2 separate regions of the Homo sapiens genome follow, and region 2 is linked to region 1. A link is a loop called in an ENCODE intact Hi-C map of the cell type or tissue named here. Cell type or tissue: heart left ventricle. All regions are shown on one strand. Links, peaks and the distances in the headings refer to the core of each region. The heading gives the core; the rest is flanking DNA.

Region 1 (10,216 bases), core at 1,565-9,564:
GGGTCTGAAAAAATATTAATCAGCATTATTGAGCATTTCTATGGGCTGGGAACTTTTCTAAGGGTTATGTGTGAATTACACCATTTAATCCTCACACCTGCATGATACCCTTTCTGAGTTTACAGATGGGTAAACTGAAGCTTAGAGAAGCTCAGTGGGTTTCCCCAGCTAGTAAATGATAGACTTGCATTATTTTTCAACATTTTAATGGAAATTCTCAAATGTGTGTAAAAGGAGATAGGCTAATGGAATGAACCCTCATGTTCCCGGCACCTCGTGGGCAGCCTCCAACTCACAGCCAGTCGTGCTGCATCTGGACCTGCAGTCCACTTCTGAGATGTGCCAAAGGCCACAAGTCAGACCTTCGTAGGGCTCCTTTTCCTGCATAGCATCCATGATGAGAAAGGCCAGATCTGGGACACTGAATTGGGGTCGTCTGGGGAAGGAGCTGGGTTAACTGGGGCCACGAAGCAGGGTAAGGAACCCAGGCTGCCAACAGATCTCCCAGATCTGGCTCTCAGATTAGAAACAGCAGACTGAAGACCGCGGGGAGAAGGAGGACTGAAGGCCCCCAGCAGGAATGCAGGGCCCCCTTTGGCAGAGTTGGCTGTGAAGGGAGGGGCAGCAGCCTTCGGAGCTCTGGGCACTTCGTACCCCTGCATGTGCAGAACTGAGAGAGGCCATCAAAATGACAGAGGGTCAGGTGGCCTGACTCCTACAGAACAGGTGTGAAGGAGGCAGAAAGGGCGGAGAAGGGGGTGCCACCTGTCACCTCAGCCTGTGCTCCAAGGCCAGCCACCATCCCCCTGCGTCCTGCCTGGCTTCCCCGGTGACAGGCTGAACCAGTGCCATGAGTTCCATTTGTGTTTGTTCACTGTCCTCTCTGGCCGCCTATGTGAAAAGGAAAGATGTGGAGAAGGCCTCAATGCTCCAGGGCCCCTCATCAGGCCCCTCACCACGCCCCCAGCCCTCTAGGCTCAGCCTCTTAGGCAGAGACTCCTTGTCAGGCTCCAGGACTCTCAACTGGCCTTGGGGTATGAAGGACAGAAAGATCCCACAGCCAAAGGCAGATGCCAGCCAGAGTTCCCAGTCCCTTCTGAGGACCCAGGACTTGTCAGGGCCCAACAAACCACAACCCAAGGACCCTATAGGATTCCTAGGGTCAGAATACGCTGGGAAGCTGGGGTGGAATCTAGAGCAAAAACAAGCTGTTGAGACAAATGGCAAAAAAAAAAAAAAAAAAAAAGACAACGCCAGGGACAGGACCTTGGCCTAGCTGGGGACGGAATCTGGGAATAGCTGGGGACCTTGGCACAGCTGAGGACAAAATCTTAGAATAGCTGAAAACAGAATCTTGGGATGGTTTGAGGACAGAATTGTGGGCTACATGGGGACAGGATTTTGGGCAGCTGAGGGTAGACTTTGGGGGACAGAATCTTTGGGCAGCATGGGGCAGAATTTGGAGGCATCTGGTAATAGAATTTTGGGAGATCAGAGAAGAGACCCATGAGTCCATTGGGAGGCTGTAGTTTGGGGCATAGGGAGGCAAATCTCACGATGCAATCAGGAGGTGGCTAGGACAAGGATGCTGACCCCCGGCCCCAAGTCACACCGCTCCCCCTTCTTCCGGAACAGACAACACCGCTGCAGTGCACACGCAGCACGTGGGCTTCAACCGGCAGGAGCAGGACGTGTTCTTCCTGCCCATCCTGGTGGTAGACAGTGGGCCGCCCACACTGAGCAGCACAGGCACGCTCACCATCCGCATCTGTGGCTGCGACAGCTCCGGCACCATCCAGTCCTGCAACACCACGGCCTTTGTCATGGCCGCCTCCCTCAGCCCCGGCGCCCTCATCGCCCTCTTGGTCTGCGTTCTCATCCTGGTTGGTGAGTCCATCGAGAGCCACCCAGCCCTGCCTGATTGGCCCCATCCTGGCGTCCTGGGTTTCCTTCCTAACCAGCCCCCATGGGGCCTCAGCTTCCCTCTCCACATGAGGATGGGCTGGCCAAACCATCTCCAAGCTCTAACAAGCAGCCCCCATGAGGAGTCTTCTAAGTGCAGAGCGGCCCCGCCACCAACTCCAGGGATGAGCTCACTGTGGCCCACCCCATTCACGTGTAGCCCAAACCTCACCCTAGCATATTTTTAAAAAATTTTCTCATGTGAATGGTCCTTTTTTAGTCTCTATGTAGGACTTTTAGTAAAAAGGGCTCTTGTGAACCTCACAAGCACATGGCCAGGCATATCATCCCATTTTTCAGATGAAAGCGCTGGGGGTCAGAGAGGTTAGGTGGCTGGTGTAAGGGTACTGGATAATCTTTGGATTTGATATTAGGTCTTCTCACCCTGTGTCCTCTGCTCCTCTAACTACACCACCTGCTATGAATCTAAACTGAGAGCAAAATCTCAAGTCATTGGTGGTGGGGGAGGGGGGCAAAATCTACACTGGTACCAGGCCACTAGCAGCCATTTGCACCCCAAAGTCTCCCCAATGAAGAGGTCAAGTTTCAGAAGCTAACCTGGATTTGAATGGCCATATGCCACCTGTTACAGCTGTAACCACCCAAGTAAAGAAGGGCACTGAGGCCAAAGCTAGAGGAGCTCAAGGGAGGTCCAAGTGCAGATTCCAGCCTTGCTCTGCTCCCTGGGAGATGTCAGCTGCCTCCCCCCGCCCTCACTGGCTGGCACTGGCACGGCCTCTGTCCACCCTCTGAGGACCTGCCTATGGCCAGGCTGTACCTCCTCAGGTCCCAGCAGAGGCCCTGGGCAGGCTCCTCATAGTTGGGAGGTCCCCCTTCTCCCCCCACCCTAGCCCATGGCTCAGAAACCCTTTTTCCAGAGGGTGCACTTTACAGCGGTTTCATTTTCCGAGGCAGTGCAAACAAAGTTCTGCCTAATTGCCCACAAACGAAGAAAGTGCACATCAGTGCTCTAAAGGTGACGGGTGGAATCGCTGATCAGGCCTGGCACATCTGTCGCCCGCCACCCGCAAACCTCACCATCTGCTCCCGCGGGCATCCCCCTCCAGAGCTCCCAGCCTCGGCTCCAGAAGCCATCCATCCATCTTTCCCACTTCTCTCCTGACACCTTCCTTCCCTGTGCCCTCCCTCCGGGCCTGTCCCCAGCTCTCGTGCTCTTCCCTGTCACAAGCCACCTTGTTAGGTGGTGAGCAGGTGCCCTGCCCCATGGCCCTCACAGCCAGCTCTGGCCACTGGAGCTGTTTGGAGGAGCAAGAAGAGTCCAGTGCCCAGCACAGTACCTCGTACATGTCTGTCCATCTGTCAGTCCATCCACCCATCATCATTTACCTATACATCCATCCAGTGAGTTCCTCCCATGTACTAGACACTGAGATTTAGCACTCAACAAAAGAGACTTAGAAGCCCTGAGTAATTGAAAAGTCGGGGTTCCTAACACTGAGGTGGGGGAGACTCGGGGTGGGGAAGGGGGAAAGATTAGTATTTCACCTTTGAACCTGTTAAGTTTGAGATTCGCTTGGTCAACAAGAGGGCGTGTTGAGTAGGAAATTGAATGTACAATCTAGATTTCAGGGGAGAGGTCCAGGCTGGAGGCTGAGATATGGGGATTGTCAGTTTCTAAATGGAACTTTTAAAGCTGTTGAGACCAAAGGAGAGCTCCAAGAGAGGGAGCATGGACACAGAACCGAGGTCTGAATCCTAGGACATCTGAGTTAAGAGAGGCGAGGAGAAACCTGCTTAGAAGATTGAGAATGAGTGATCAGTGAGGTGGGAGGAGGAGGAGAATGTGGAGTCCTGGAAATCAAGTGAAGAAAGCCAAGAGGGGACAAGCATTCATTCACTTACCCAAGTCTCCATCCAACTCTTCCTTTAGTCATTCATTCATTCAACAAGCATGCTTCAAGTGCTTACTGCATGCCAGGCACCAAGATAGAGGAACATTTCCCAGGTCCTAGCTTAGGGTGTGTGTTTTGGGGTGGAGACAGACCTGGTAACACAGCAGGGTCTGGTCTATGACAGAGCTGTGGCTTTCAAACTTGAGCTGCCTCTTCAGGTCTGCAGGTCTTGTTAAAACACAGATTCCCCTCCACTGCCACAAGATCCGTGCCAGGATCCAAGGGTCTGCATTTCTAACAAGCTCCCAGGAGGATGTTGCTGTTGCCCAGGGGCCGCACTTTGAGAACCAGTATGATAGAGGAAGGAGCCCCGTCCTGGGGAATCTTGCAGGGGAAGGCATGGAACCTGGCCTGCAGCTCTCAGGGAAGGGTTCCTGCAGGCCTTGACCTGAGAACCAAAGGATTGAGTAGGAGCTCAAGACTTCTGGTGTGGCAGAGGAGGGTGAGGGTGAAAGAGAGGTCAGGGTGAAGGACATCTTTCACTCCTCCAGCTCCTTCTGTTTCTCAGCTGCCTGCTACAGACCCCCAGCACCTAGAGTCCTCAGAGAGTGTATCTCTTCATAGGGCTGAGAAGGGAGACCTCAGGCCTCAACACCCAGGAAAACCTTTAACACTGCTCTCCCATTGGCCACCTCCACCCCAGAGTAATCTAGCCTCGATTTGCATACCTCCCGAGATGGGTAGCTCACTACCTCTCCAGACACTCAGCTCAGTTCTGATTGCAAGAATGGCTTTTTGAACAGAAATCCAGGAAATCTGTAGGAATGTTGAGGCTGGGCCCGCTCTGCTGGGTGGGAGGCGGGAGGAGATGGGGTAGAGGGTCCTTCTAATGCCCTGGGAGGGGCTTGGCCCTCAGTTGCCCCCTCTGTCCCCCTCGCAGTGCTGGTGCTGCTGATCCTCACCCTCAGGCGCCACCACAAGAGCCACCTGAGCTCGGACGAGGATGAAGACATGCGGGACAACGTCATCAAATACAACGACGAAGGCGGCGGCGAGCAGGACACCGAAGCCTACGACATGTCGGCGCTGCGGAGCCTCTACGACTTCGGCGAGCTCAAGGGCGGCGACGGGGGCGGCAGCGCGGGCGGGGGAGCGGGCGGGGGCTCGGGCGGGGGCGCGGGCAGCCCCCCGCAGGCCCACCTGCCCTCCGAGCGCCACTCGCTGCCGCAGGGGCCGCCGAGCCCCGAGCCAGACTTCTCAGTGTTCAGGGACTTCATCAGCCGCAAGGTGGCACTGGCGGACGGGGACCTGTCGGTGCCGCCCTACGACGCCTTCCAGACCTACGCCTTCGAGGGCGCGGACTCGCCGGCCGCCTCGCTCAGCTCCCTGCACAGCGGCTCGTCGGGCTCCGAGCAGGACTTCGCCTATCTCAGCAGCTGGGGTCCGCGCTTCCGGCCCCTGGCCGCGCTCTACGCCGGCCACCGCGGGGACGACGAGGCCCAGGCCTCCTAGCCCCTCGCCCTGCCGTCGGGGCGCGGCTGCTCACCCGCCCAGCACACGCCGGGGCCCCAGGACAACGCGTTTCCCCCGCGGACCCCCTTTCCTGCCCTCCCCCAACCCTCCCTTGGCGGCTGGACGGAGGGGGGACTTGCTAGGAGCGGACTCTTCCATTCCTCCTCCTCTAGGGGTGCAGCTTTGGAGCCCAGAGGTGCGGGATTCTGACCAACGGCATTAAAACTGAGGCGAGACCGGGCACGGTGTGGCTCTGGGGTTAGAATGGGAGATGGGGGTGGCGTTGCAGAGTCGGGAAGGGGCGGGTCACTCAATCCTGGCCTGGGGGAGAATGCTGGAGGGAGCACGCCGCTGAGATGCCCCCACCCCAGGTTTCCCCCATCAGAGTTAAGAGGAAAGAAGGCTGTTCACTTACTAAGCACCTACTGTGTGCTGGGACGCTGTACAGAGACCAGCTCAGTCGTCAGAGAAACCATGAGGTGGTGTCCTGCACGGAATAGAAGGGGAAAGGACCCCAGAGAAGTGGCTGTGACCCGTCCAAGGGCACCTGGCCAGTGAATGGCAGAGCCTCTGGCACTGACCAGCTGCCTGGCCTCGGGCAAGTCACTTCACTTCTCTGGTCCTCAGTTTCCTCATCTGTCAAATGGGGTTAATAACAGAACCTACCTCGAAGAGTTGTGAGGCTAAAAAGGGTTCATATGTGTCAAGTGGTTAGGACAGTGCCTGGCACATAGTAGGTGTTCAATAAATGCTAGCCTTTGTTACTATTCTTATCTTTGTGGTTCTTAGAAGCCCAGTGTGTCTGCCTCCAAGGTCTGAGCTCTCTCCCTTGCTCCAGATGCCCTTCCCCTTTTCCCTACATCTCCCAGGGGAGGGGAAAAGGTTGCAGTTGTCGGCTCCTGATCCTGCCCTGCATGGGGGATAAGGACACTCCCGGCAACTGCGGAGCCTTCAGGAGTCTCAGACCACACTGAAATACCAGCGGAGCCAAGCAAGAACAAGCTGGGTGACTCCAGGACTTGAGTGGATGCAAGGATTGGCAGGAGACAGAGGGGTCAGAAACCACTGGGCAAGATGGGGGGACCTTATCTGTCTGGCTTTGGAACCCATCAGTCTTCCCACTCATGGATCCCAAATTAAGAACCCCTGGACTAAGTCACCTGAAGAGTTTCCAGCTCTAAAACCATATGATTATAAGATACGGTTATTTGTCCTCCCACCTCCCCCCACGCCCAAGTGATTCATTCATTCCACATTGATCCAACATGAATTCCAGCTCCTGCTAGCTGGGCATCCTTCATCAAGGTCCTCCACTGCTGAAGCCTCAGTTGCCTTATCTGTAAAATGGGGATAATGATAGTCTCTTCCTTAAAGGATTATTAAAAGTCTTAAAGGAGATAGTGGATGTTAAGCTCTGAACTCAGTGCCTTCCTGACATGTGGAAAGTTCCCAATAAATGCTTATTAGCCTTATTTTTCTTACCCTCCCAGGGAGCTCTCATTCATTCCCTCCACATTTGCCAAGGTCCACTGTGATAGATCCAGAGATGGCTAGTATGTCCCAGTGCCTTACCTGCATTATTTTTTCTCATTTAGGTACTGTCAGCCCCAGTTCACAGATGAGGAAACTGAGGCTAAGAGAGTAGTAAACTGCCAAGGGTTACATAGATGATAGGTAATTCCTCCCTTCCGGTAGCCCAAGACGTAAGTTGGAGGAAGGAAGTGGATCAGGGAGCTGAAGCAGCCAAAAATAATGTGTTTGGTAAGAATTGTAGCAGAATTAACAGAATAAGATCCTGGAAGCACTAAAGAAAGACTGAGTAATCCTGGAGGGCTTCCCAGAGGAAGTAACTTCAACTGGGTCTCGAAGAATGAGTATGGGATGTGAGGTGGCCATGCGAGCAAGAGTATTCCAAGCAGAGAGAAGAGCATCTGCAAAGGCTGGGGGTGGGGAGAAGGTAAGAAGTGTGTGGCAGCTTCGGGAAGGGTTTTTGGCCCTGGGGGCTGGATCGCAGGGTGGAGGAGTGGTGGGAGGTGAGGCAGGGAAGGCTGGTTGGAGGTAGTTGTGAAAAGAACTTGAAGGCCAGGTTAAGGAGCTTGATAACTTGCTCAACTTGAATATGCCTTCTAAAGTCCATTGAGAGTGGCCAGTGGCAGGGATGTGGGGTTAGCATGGTAAGCCCAAGTGGAGGGATATTTGGGAACCCCCAAATCATCCTATGTGGGACCTTTAACCCATGGTTCCTATAGCTCATGCTACAAATGGGCATGGTAACTTGGAGACCCGTGGGGAGATGTGCAGCCACCTCTCTCAGCCCCGTGTGCCCAGCTCTCACATACAGAAGCCCAACAGCATTTCTGAGGTTGGTTGCCAGCTCCATTGTAGAAAGGGGAAACTGAAACTCAGGGGAATAAAGTGGCTGGTTCAAGGTCTCCCAGCTAGTATGGGACAGAGCAAAGGCGGCACAGGTTCCCCCGACTCCAAGCCTGTCCCTTCCACATGCACTGGTTGCCTTAGCAGATACTGACCCTGCCAAGAAGGAGGTCACAGGCAGATTATATGTCCAGAGGGACACACGGACATGAAGTCATAGGTCCCTTGAACATCCTGTCTAAACCTCACACATGGAGAATTACTTACCCAAGGTCACACAGAGTCAAAGATCTTGCCAGAAATAAAGAACATTATTTATCCAGATTTGCCTTCTGAGCCTTTGGCTCTACGATTTACCCACCATATGATTTCTCTTTTTTCTTTCTTTCTTTATTTTTCTTTCTCTCTTTCTTTCTCTCTCTTTCTCTTTCTTTTTCTTTCTCCTTCCTTCCTTTCTTTCCTTCTTTCTTTCTCTTTCTTTCTCTTTCTTTCTCTCCCTCCCTCTCTCTCTTCTTTCTTTCCTTCCTTCCTTCTTTCTTTCTTTCTTTCCTTTTCTTTCTTTCTTTCTTTTTCTTTCTTTCTTTCTCTCTTTCCAGGGTCTTGCTCTGTCGCCCAGCTGGAGTGCAATGGCACAATCATGGCTCACTGCAGCCTCAATATACCAGGCTCAACCAATCCTCTCACCTCAGCCCCCCAGGTAGTTGGGACTGCAGACATGCACCATCACACCTAGCTAATTTTTTGTAGAGATGGCGTCTTGCTATGCTGCCGAGGCTGGTCTCAAACTCCTGGGCTCAAGTGATCCTCCCGCTTTGGCCTCCCAAAGTGCTGGGATTACAAGCATGAGGCACCACGCCCGGCCATTGTGTGACTTCAGACAAGTTATTTACCCTCTGTGTGCCTCAGTTTTCTTATCCATAAAGTGCATATGCTCAGACCACCTACTTCATAGGGTTGCAATAAGGATAAAACGCAATAGCAACAGCTGACACTTACTGAGCATTTTACATAAATTAACGCATTTAATCCCACAACAACGCAATGAGGCAGCCCTCGTTTTACAGGTGAGAAAACTGAGGCACAAGGAGGTTAAGTAACTTGTGCAAGATCAAATGACAAATAACTGGAGATGCTGAGATTTAAACCCGGGTGCTCTGACCCCCAGAACCTACCCCGTCAGCAGTACATACAGTGTCCAGCACACAGGAAGCCCCAAACATATGCTTGGGTGTATCCAAAAGTCCCTGTCTGTGCTCTGGGAGAGCTCATTCCTCTACCCGCCACTGCATTCCACAGCCTGTAGAAGTCCTCAAGCGCCCCGTGATTTCTGCTAGTTCCAGAGTGGGGTGTGGAGGAAAAGGTAATGATCCCTCGATCCCCTTTGCTTCCAGCTCCTGCATCCACACTTGCTGTCTCCACTGGGTGCTGAGCCATCCCAGAGTGAAATCCAGTGAGTCCTGCCCTTTCACTGGGTTGCACAAGGTGTCTACTCATGCCAAGCATTTGTGAGTTTTTCTGATGACTTGGGGTCACAGAGCAGGGTTTTATGGGACGCACAGCCTTTGGTCATCTGTCTCATTGATTCCCACCAGGTTCCCCAAGAGTTCCACATGCTGTGTTAGGCAGAAAATACAACCATGCCAGCTCCAAGCTCCAAATGAGCAAACCCAGCTCTATCAAGGAGCTTAGAAAATAAAGAGCCTCCCATTTACTATTCCTGACCTTCTTACAAGGCATCTAGGAAGATGAAAAGAAAAATATTCCCCTTTTGTTGTCATCATCATCATCATTATCATGGGATAAAAGAGTATTCAGGGTCTTGAGCAAGAATTGATGTGCAATTGGCCAAGGATTTCAGAACCAGGGATATTAATAACAACGACGATGATAGTAGTGATGACGGTGACAGCACACTTATATAGCATTGCAGCATGCCAGGCCCTGTTCTCAGCACCATACATAATTAATACTAAGATAGGTAAATCTCATGGAGAATGGACGCTGTGTTTACTGTGTTTAGTGCTTTTACATAATTTGCCTTGTTTAATTTTAAGCAGGTGCTTTCATTAGGCCTGTTTTATGAGGATGAGATGAGGAACCCAGGGCTCACAGATGAACCATGCTTTGCCCAAGGGCATGAAGCCTTTAAAGGCCTGAAATGATTTCACACTCCCACACGCCACGGCTCTGCACAGGGCCTAGATGACTCTGATTGTGAGTGAAGTTTCTGGGAGAACAGAGAAGCATGTTGGTGAGAAGGGGAGGCACTTCAGGGGATGGCAGAGCTGGGAGCAAGATGGACAGAGGGGCCTAGCTGGCTAGCCACTGTCCAAGCCTGGGTCTGTGTCTCTGGTGTGTGTGTGTGTGTCCTCATGTGGCTGTGGACAAGCACCAGGGAGGTGGGAAGCCAGCATTGAGCAGCACAGGTCAAGAACTAAACTCCCACCTCCTGATTCAGGCAGCTCAGAGAGCTGGCTGCTGTCATACAGGGTGTCTAAGCGCCTGCATCCATCAGC
Region 2 (10,216 bases), core at 943-8,942, 48 kb before region 1:
GACCTGATGGAAAAACACAAGCATCTTTAAGGAAAGGTGTCTAAGACACAGAGACCTTTAAGGAAGAGTGGCTTCTTTCTTGCTTATCCCCTCAACACCACCAAACGATGGTGCAGCACGCCCACCCGCTGTCCCCACTTCACTCACGGTGACATTAGAACCTGACTAATCTCTGAGAAGCCTTGGGGGAGTGCGAGGAGGACAGGATGAGAAGACTGAAGACCAGAGAGGTGAAGTGACTCACTTGAGGTCACACAGCTGGGAGTGGCTGCCAATTCCAGCGGGGTGCTCTCACTGCTCCTGGGATAGGAGGGGCCTGGCTTGGGTGAAGGCGGGGAATGAGATGTCAGACAGCACAGAATGTTTATCAAATGCCATTGTGAGGCTCACAGCCCTGTGGGGCAGGAGGATAGGCAGATATGTAGGGATTAGGATGCAAGGCTTCTCGGAGGAAGTAGCAGCAATCTACAAAGGATAAGAAAGTGTCTGCGGGTGCAGTGGCTCACCCCTGTGATCCCAGGACTTTGGGAGGCCAAGGTGGGAGGATTGCTTGAGTTCAGGAGTTTGAGACCAGCCTGGGTAACACAGAGAGAACCCATCTCTACAAAAGAAAAAATTAGCTAGGCATAGTGACAGGTGCCTCTAGTCCCAGCTACTCAGGAGGCTGAGGTGGGATGATTGCTTGAGCCCAGGAGGTCGAGGCTGCAGTGAGCTATGATGGCACCATCACACTCTAGCCTGAGCAACAGAGCAAGACCCTGTCTCAAAAAAAAAAAGAAGAAGAAGAAGAAGAAGAAGAAGAAGAAGAAGAAGAAGAAGAAGAAGAAGAAGAAGAAGGTGTTGCCAGACCAAGATTTCAGAGAAGGGCATTCCAGGTACAGGGTATGGCTCAGGCAAAAGTTGGGAGAAGTGGAACAGCCTGGGGCATGAGGGGAATTGTAAGCAGCTCAGGCTTCGGCAATCAGGTTTGTTGAGAGGTGACGTCGAGAGGGTGGCAGGGGCCTGACTGTGCTGGTGTGAGCCAGGCTAAGGAGCTTGGATTTCATTCTAAGGGCAAAGCTGGGAAGTGGGGTTGGGGGGAGTTGATGGATTTGGGTTTTGGGTTTTTGTTTGTCTGTTTCCTTTGTCTGGGGGAGAAGGGAGAGGATTCCAATCCATGAGCACAGTTGTAATTGTATTTTCTCACACAAAGTATCTTCATTATTTTTTCTCCCCAAAAAAGTAATACATTTTATAAAACATTCAAACATTAAAGAAATGCTAAAAAGAAAAAAAAAAGAAACGCTTCCCACTCCCTATCACCAGTAATTGCAGCCCCAAAGGTAGCCACTTGGTGTATACATCCTATGAGATCTTAGACTCATTCACTCGAAAATATTAACTCACATTTAATAGATAATACATCTCAAGGTTCAAAATTCAAAAAGTCCAAACAGGAATTTAGTAGCAATTCTTCACCCCATCCAGTCCCCCAGCCACCTAGTCTGTATCCCCAAGGCAACCAATGTAATTTTCTCATGCATCTTCCAGAGCTATTCTGTACATGTACAAGAAAATAAGGTACATGTATTTATTTTTTTTACATGAATGGTAGCTATAAACACACTATACACACGGCTTGCCTTTTTCACTTAACAATACATTTTGAAGATTATTCCATATGAGTACATAAAGGGCTTCCTCTTTCTCTTATTTAATGGGTGTTATGGATACACTAAAATTTATTTCACCAGTCCCCTGCCGATGGACACTTATGCTGTTTCCAATCTTTTGCTACAACAAACAATGCTACAGTGAATAACCTCACACATACATCATTTTGTGCTTGTGTGAGTATATCTGCAGGATAATTTTCAGGAAGTGGAGAAGCTTGGTCAAAGAGCACATGCATTCGGAATCTCGATAGATAATGCCGAAATGTACCAGACGACACTCCCGTGAGCCACGTGTGAGAGTATCCATTTCCCCTCCTCCTCACCTACAGTGCAGGTTCACTGATGACTACTAAGCAAGGAAATGACATGCTCTGGTTTTAATTTTAACAAGATCCCTTGGGCTGCTGCTACAGAGCTTGGCTCAGAGGCAGGAATTAGAGGCAGGGAGGCCCTGGAGCCCAGGATGCCCAGCATAGAGTCCCAAATGGCAAAAACCAAAAGCCTGCGCCCTTTCTTGACAGTCACTCAGACTCCTTAACCTACCTGTCTAGCTAGGAGGCCAGGGATGATGAAGAATTCATAGTGAGGATTGATTGAGATGCCGAGAAGAGAGAATAGGGGGTGGCAGTGAGATCCTGCCAAGGACAAACCTTGGGGGCCAACACGAATCTGCAGGACTAGGTTGGGGGAGGAGGCAGAGTTTCTTTCCATGTAGTAGGATTTATTCATCTAGGCAAGGGGTACCATCAACAGAAACAGGAGGAGTGTAAATTAAGAAAGCTACTAGAGCAGAGGAATGAGTGAATGTGCCCTGGAATCTGATGCAGAGCTAAAAAATTCAGCTTTAACCATATTGGCTTTAAGATGAGCGAAAACAGGGAAAGAAACACCTAGAACTTCTAGCAGGCCATGTGAAATACAGGTGTGGAGCTCCAAGAATGGTTGGGTCTCTTAAAGCTTCAGTTTCCCCATGTGCACAGGGGAGAGAATCATACCCATCTCACTTGATGGTCGTGAGGATTCAATGGGACAGTTCACTCATTCATTCAACCACTATTTATTGAGTGCCTATTATGTGCCTGGCTCTGTGCTAGGCACTAGGAATGCTTCAGTAGGCAAATCTAAGGCTCTGCATTCATGGCACTTTTATTGAAGTAGAGAATATAGAAGATGAGCATGTACACATATAACATAACGTCAAGCAGTGACGAGTGTGAGGACGAAACCTAATGCAGAGGAAGGACTTAGATTAAGACTTCACAGCCAGGCATGGTGACTCATGCCTGTAATCCCAACACTTTGGGAGGCCGAAGCGGGTGGATCACTTGAGGCCAGGAGTTTGACACCAGCCTGGCCAACATGGTGAAACCCGATCTCTACTAAAATACAAAAATTAGCCGGGAGTGGTGGCACATGCCTGTAATCCCAGCTACTCGGGAGGTTGAGGCAGGAGAATTGCCTGAACCCAGGAGGCAGAGGTTGCAGTGAGCCAAGATCGCACCACTGCACTCCAGCCTGAGTGACAGAGCAAGACTCCATCTCAAAAAGAAAAGAAAGAAAGAAGGAAGGAAGGAAGGAAGGAAGGAAGGAAGGAAGAAAGGAAGAAAGGAAGAAGAAAGAAAGAAAAAGAAAGAGAGGAAAGAAAGAAAGAAAGAAAAAGAAAGAGGAAAGAGAAAGAAAGAAAGAGAAAGAAAGAAAAAGAAAGAAAGAAAGAAAGAAAGAAAGAAAGAAAGAAAGAAAGAAAGAAGGAAAGAAAAAGAAAGAGAAAGAAAGAAAGAAAGAAAAAAGAAAGAAAGAAAAAGAAAGAAATCACAACAGGCCTTTCTGGGGAAGTGACCTTGGGGCAGAGACCAAGTGCAGTGAAGGTATGAGCCATGCAGATTTCTGGGGACCAACACTGCAGGCCAAGGGAACAGGAAGTATGTAAAGTGCTCAGCCTGAGCCCCAGCACAAAAGGATAGTGATGGTGATGAGGAAGCCTTCATGCATTCAGCCTGAGGAGGTGGGGACCCTAGGGTTGATAAGCCTTGGGGAGATGGGGAGAAGAAAGAACATAGAAATAAGAGAAGGGCCAAGACTGAGTCTTGGGAGGTGGCAGGGCTGGGCAGATGAAGGATCAGAGAGTGGGGAGGACATGAGAGTGGGAAGGACAGCCAGTTTCTAAGAAACAGCATCCCCCGCAGCAGAGGGCCCAGAAGATGGTGACAACTGGGAGGCCACCGGGCCTGGGGGAGCAGAACAGTTCCCAAGAGGTCAGAAAGTGAGGACCAGGCAAGGCAGTTGAAGGAGTTCAAATGGGGTCCCTGCTCCAGAGCCCCTCAACTCTTCAATCTGAAAGGGTCCTTTCTGGCACGTCCCAGGAAGAACCAGGTTTTGCCTCCCCTTGCCCACAGCCCCATGGCAAGAGCTGCCCTGGTGCCATTCCCAGCCCCAGCTCTAGTTCCCCAGCCAGGAATATTCTGCTGATGCGGGTCTATATTTAGCAGCTGCTGCGAGGTACAGTCTGTTCTTGCTGTGCAGATAGCAGGGAGCAGAGCCGGAACGGGGCCTGGGAGGAAGGTGTGAGGGAAGGGAGGAGGCGGGGCGCCGCGAGGCCCCAATGCCAGAGGAGGAATTAACTTGTGTGTTTTAAAGGCCAGGCCTGCCAGCAGGCCCCCCACAGGGGCGACAGGGATGGCATTTGTGTGCTAATGAGGCATCACACGGGCTCCAGGGCCCCTTTTGCAGCATTTGGAGGGGACAGCAGGGGAGGCCAGGACAACAGCTGGAACTGGGGACGATGGGTGAAGACAAGGCTGCGGGAGCTGAGGCCAGGTTATAATTACCAGCCCCCGCCCACCACCACCCCAGCAGGAATAGAAATGTTCTCCGAGATTTCAAGATCTCTGCTGAAAATTGTCAACTGAGCCAGAGTCATCCATTTTACAGGGAGGGAATGAAACTAACATTTGTTGAGCACCTTCTAAGTGCCAGATCCTGGGGTCAGGATAATGAAGTAGACCTGGTTTCTGCCCTCACGGAGCTTCTGCTCCAGCAGAGAAGCAAATGGATAGCTACACCCAGGCTGTGAGAGGGGCAGTGGAGGGGCACTGGGAGTCAGCCAGTCAAAACGTCATTTGAGCACTTGCTGTGTGCCAGGCCCTATAGACACGGGATGAACAAGACCAGCATGGATTTCTGCCTCTGTGAAACTTGTTTATGGAGGTACTCAATCCAGAACTTGAGGAAAGAGATCAGCAAGGCATCTCCAAAATGTGAGGCCTGCTGCTGGAAGCTTCCTCTCATTCAGTCCTCTCAACAGCCCTACCAGGTGGGTGTCTCCATTTCACATAAGAGGAAACAGAGGCTCAGAGAGGCCCAGGAACTTGCCCATGGTCAGCTAGCATGTAAATGGTGGAAAGAAGACTTGAGCCCATATCTGTCTGGCCCCAGAGTCCTCCTGCAGCCTATCTGAGTCTGTGCAGCCCCAGCACCTGTAGTAGGCCCTCGGCAAGACTGTAATGAATGAATGAGTGAACGGATGAAGTCAAAGAGCCAGAAGCTTTCAAGAACAACTTCATGGACTGTTTTGGAATATTTGTACCCCTAGATCTCTCAGAGGGCAATAGTCTCCACCGTGCTTCTCCCAACATCAGGAGGAAGACAGTGGAGTGGAACATAGTAGATAGGAAAATATGTTATCAATTCCTCCCCGCCCTGCACACGGCTGCTTACTAATGTGACTTTGCCACTGTTCTGGGCAAGAGGTGGAGTCTGTTTCCCTACCCCTTGAACCTGGGTTCGCCTGGGACTACTTTGGCCAATAGAATGTGGCAGAAGTGATGTTATGCAAATTCTGACATTAGGCCTTAAGAGACCTTGCAGCTTTCACGTTTACTGTCCTGGAACACAGTCCTGAGACTGCTATGTAAGGAAGCCAGCCTACTGGAGGATGAAAGAACCAATGTGTCCCCGCCGACAGCCAAGACCAACTGCCAGACATGTAAATGAGCCATCTTGGACCTTCCAGTCAGCTGCTCCTCCGGTTTAGGCTCAGATGCGTGAGTAAGCCCAGACAAAATCAGCAGAGGAATGGCCCAGCCAACTGGATTTCTCTATCAGTCATCTAGAGCTATGTAAAAAAAAAAAAAAAAGAAAAAAAAAAACCCAAAACCTGGTAGCTTAAAGCAACAATAATTTATTATTTGTCACAATTTGGTGTGTCAGCTTGGCAGTTATTTTGCTGGGGTCACTCATGCAGCAACAGTCAGCTGTCGGGTCGCTGGGAGTGACTTCACTGGGACAGCTGGCAGGACTAGGCCTCCCTCTCCATGTGGCCTTTTATCCTGGGCTTCTTCACAGTACAATGGTCTCAGGATTCCAAGAGGACAGGCCGCAGCATACAGGGGCTTATCAAACCTCTGCTTTTGTCACACTTGCTGATGTCCTATTGGCCAAAGCACACTTGCTGATGTCCCATTGGCCAGAGTCAGTGTGGGAGGGAATGACCCAAGGGCGTGGATACCGGAAGGTGTGGTTCACTGGGCACTGTCACCATAGCAACCTACCCTGTTCCCTGGATCCCGAGAACAAGGCCCAGGGGGCCCAACTCACACACACCCAGAGATGGCACCTGAATCCTACACACCACAAGGCTTCAGGACCAGTTTCCAAGTGAGAAGAGTGTCGTGTCCCCAGTTCCTCAGGAGCTGGAAGTGACAGGGACAGCAAAGAAGGCAGCCACGTGGAGCCTCTCTCACTCACAGAGGTGGAGCCAGGCCCCTGCTCCAGCCCCCACTCAGAGCTGGGACACTGAGCCTTTGGTGCCCAAGCCCATAGATACACAGTGACTCCACATCCTACCACGAATCCTGTACATTCACTGAGGTCCTGGATGGCAAGTGACCAGCACAAAGCTTAGCACACAGCAAGTGCTCGGCTAAAGTCACTCCCTCTCCACCTTTCCACCTGGGATCCCCTGCTCCCTGGCCTGGTGGCTGCTGCACTGTAAGCCTACCTGCCCTCCCCTCCCCACCCCCCACCATCTTTCTTCACCCTTCCTGCGTCTCCCTCTCTGTTTTCTGTATGTCTGTTCCCGCTCTCTCAGTTGTTCTTTGCCCATTTTTCTTCCCTCCTTTCTTTCTCTTCCTCTTTGTTTCTCTCTAGGTCTCTGTTTCTCTCTTACTGTCTCTTTCTGGGTATCTCTGGCTTTCTCTCTGGTTTATCTACCTCCCCCCGCAATCTTCCCTTCTCTGTTTTTCTGTCCCTTTCAGTCTCCCTCTCTGTCTGTTCCCCTCCCTTCCCCTCCCCTACCTTCCTTTCTTCCCTTCCTCTCTGTCTCTTTCCTCCTGTCTCTCACTAGGTTTCTCCCTGTCTCTCTTTCCCTGGGACTCCTTTTCTTCTTTCTCTCCTCTTCCCTGTCCATCACCTTCGCTCTCTTCCTCCCCTCTGTCTGCCTTCCATTCTCTCTTTCCAACCCCCCAGGGTGGAGAATATGACACACCCCACCTTCCCTGTACAGCCCCTGCTGTCCAGGGCTGCAAAGCCTCAGCGTCCTGGCTATGCACTTTCTACACGTGTGACCTTCAACAAGGTACTTAGCCTTTCCGTGCCTCTGTCTCCTCATCTATAAAACAGGTATAATCACAGGACCTTCCACATATGAATATTGAGAGGATTAAATGAGGCAATTCACCTAAGGTGATTAGAATAATGCCGGACACAGAGCAAATGCACATAAACATTAGTTGTTTTTATTACATGTAATTCTCATGAGATGAAATCCTATACGAGTGGTTCTCAACCAATCTTGCCCCAGGGTCCATTTGACAATGTCTGGAGACAGTTTTGGAACTAAGGCGACGGTTAGTGCTGCTGGCATTTAGTGCCGGGAGGCCAAGGATGCTACTAAATATCCTACAACATACAGGTCACACACACACACACTACAGAGAATTATCCTGCCCAAAATGACTGACTACAGTGCCAAGTTTGAGAAATCCTGTCATTTAAGTCAGTATGGTGGTTGTCCCATTTTACAGATAAGGAAACTGAGGTTCAAAGAGGTGAAGGGATTAGCTCAAAATCACATGACCAAAGAAATGGCAGATCTGGAATCTATCCCAAGGCAATCCACTGCCAAGACTCCCCTGTTCCTGGGAAGACCAGTGGTGGTAGAGAAGGGGTCAGGAGGGGGCCTACTGAGGCGTTGAGAAGGCCACTGATAGATGGTTTGTGTGACCCTTGATTAGGCAGAACACCCATTCCATATCTGCATGTGATCCCACGAAAGCAGGACCACCCCTTAGGTGCCCCACCTCTGGCTACCTACCACAGGTACACACAGAAATACACACACAAACACCACACATACACACACGCCCTACAGCCTCTCCTTCCATTCTGTTGCCTGTATGGGAGTCTGGGGACTGTTGGGGGACATCAGGTGTCAGAGCTTGGGTTTTATGGGGCGCAGCATGGGGCTGCTGGTGCATGACTCCACCTGGCGCACAGGCCCCGGGCACCACCTGTCACCACCTGGTGCTCGGCAGGTTGGAGTGGGTGGTGGGAGAGGCTCTGAATGCCTCATCGACTCCCCCGCCCTACCCTTGTCTCTTCTACTGGCAGGGAGACAAGAAGCCCAGTCTTCCCCACAGCAGAATTAATCTTGCGGTCACCCCCACGCCTGCTGCCCTCCCTGCTTCCAATAACAGCTTGGAGGACTGTCTGCTCCGTGATTAGCTGGTGCCTGGATAGAGGATCTAGGGCCTGGAGAGGGTTGGGGTGCACCTCTAAGGCTGGGGGATAATTTGGTTGTGGGAGGGGGTGTGAATAAGAATGTGAGGTGGTAGCTATGAGTGTGCATGTGTGTAAGGGACTTTGTATGTGTTCTTATGTCCATACACCACAAATGTGTGAACTACGTTGCATGTGTGTATACAGGTGAGTGTGACAGCATAGTGAGTGTACATGAGTGTGGACGTGAGTCCAGTTCACACCAGCCAAGCTGCTGCTCCATGCCTGGCTCTGGGCTGTGTGTTACTGACACAGGCCTGGTTCATGCATAGAATGTCAAGTGGGAAAACTGAGGCCCCAAAAGTGGGACTGGTTGCCCAGGGGAGTCACACAGTTGCTTTTGTGTTGTGTCTGTGTGTGAGAAAATGCAGGTGCAATGTGTGTGAGCAAGTGTGTTTGAAAGTGTATGTATTTGAGACCAAGTGCAGTGGCTCACACCTGTAATCTCAGCACTTTGGGAGGCTGAGGCAGGTGGATCACTTGAGGCTAGGAGTTTGAGACCTGCTTGGCCAACACGGCAAAACCCTGTCTCTACTAAAAATGCAAAGATTAGCCAGGCATAGTGGTGCATGCCTGTAGTCCCAGCTACTCAGGAGGCTGAGGCAGGAGAGTTGCTTGAACCCGGGAGGAGGTTGCAGTGAGCTGAGATCGCGCCACTGCACTCCAGCCTGGGCAACAAAGTGAGATTCTGTTTCAAAAAAAAAAGAAAGAAAAGAAAAAAGAAAAAGAAAAAAAGTGTATGTATTTCAGTGTGTGTATGTGTTACAGTGTGTATGAGAGTGTGTGTGTATATGTTAGTGTGTCTGTGTGTGTTTGTGTGGGAGGATGTGTATTTGAGAGTATGTGTGAATGTGTGTGGATCATTGAGTGTGTATTTGAGAGTGTATCTGTTTGTGTGTTTGTGTGTATGTGAGTATGAGTTATTTGTGAGAGTGCATCTGTATGGCCAGGTGTGAGTGTGTGTGTTTCTGTATGGATGTGTGAGTGTATCTGAGCCCATGTGCATTTCTGCATGGGCAGGTATGTGTGTGGGTGATCTGTATAGGCCTGTATGTAATTCTGTGTGAGTCTGTGAGTGTATGAGTGGCAGCATGTGACTGGATCTGTAAGGTATATGAGTGTGTGTTTGTGAGTGTATCTATAGGAGTGTGTATGAGTTTGTGAATGTTTCTGTGTGTGTGAATGTATCTGTGTGTATCTGTGTGTGTGTGAATGTATCTGGGAATAAACCTGTGAATAAACCTGTGTGTGTTATTCTGTGTGAGCCTGTGTGAATGTATCTGTAGAAGTGTATGTGAGTATATGAGCATGTGTGTACATCTGTGTGATCATGTGTGTATGTGTGAGTATCTGCATCCATATGAGCAAGTATGTGAGTCTATCTGTGTGACCGTGTGTGTGAGCATGTGTGAGTATATCTGTGTGGGCATGTGTATCTGTATCTGTATGAGCGTGTGTGAGTGTGTGTGGTGTACACTGAGCCCTGTCCCACATGGTGGACACGTGGATGTCCTTGTGTGGCCCACTCTCCTCCTGAGCTTAATTTTCCCAGGAGTCACAGGGTCTGAATCCCGCCTGTACAGGGGTCTCCACATCAGTGGGCAGGTGGTGTGGGGTGCCCTGGCCTCACCCTCACTCACCCACAGGCGTAATCCGGACGGCTGTGCCTGACCTTGACCGCGAGAGCCAGGAGCGCTACGAGGTGGTGATCCAGGCCACAGACATGGCGGGTCAGCTGGGTGGCCTCTCGGGCTCCACTACCGTCACCATCGTAGTCACCGACGTCA

The links. A loop is a pair of places that touch in the nucleus more often than their neighbours do. Peaks named below come from ENCODE experiments on the same cell type or tissue, not always from the same donor. Only the 100,000 strongest peaks of a DNase experiment are listed, where the experiment ranks them.
Region 2: a loop joins it to region 1, with 6 times the contacts of the local background. A loop is called at or near these places in 2 of 110 quality-filtered maps.

Annotation. Positions count from the first base shown.
Region 1 is chr20:46,169,617-46,179,832 of GRCh38, reverse strand. CDH22 (cadherin 22) reads left to right here. Exons shown (of 12, transcript NM_021248.3): 11 at 1,636-1,887; 12 at 4,756-6,094. The coding sequence ends at 5,327. Among named protein-coding and RNA genes, the nearest start is that of CD40, 56 kb to the right of the region's middle. RefSeq lists a silencer at 5,210-5,259. In heart left ventricle, for the core only: a CTCF peak has its summit at 5,103 (motif pointing right); a DNase peak (open chromatin) is centred at 5,132; H3K27me3 peaks cover 6,156 bases.
Region 2 is chr20:46,216,853-46,227,068 of GRCh38, reverse strand. It overlaps CDH22 (cadherin 22), which reads left to right. Exons shown (of 12, transcript NM_021248.3): 5 at 10,076-10,216. Among named protein-coding and RNA genes, the nearest start is that of CDH22, 87 kb to the left of the region's middle. RefSeq lists an enhancer at 9,612-10,147. In heart left ventricle, for the core only: no CTCF peak of the experiment used is centred there; a DNase peak (open chromatin) is centred at 4,188; H3K27ac peaks cover 1,711 bases.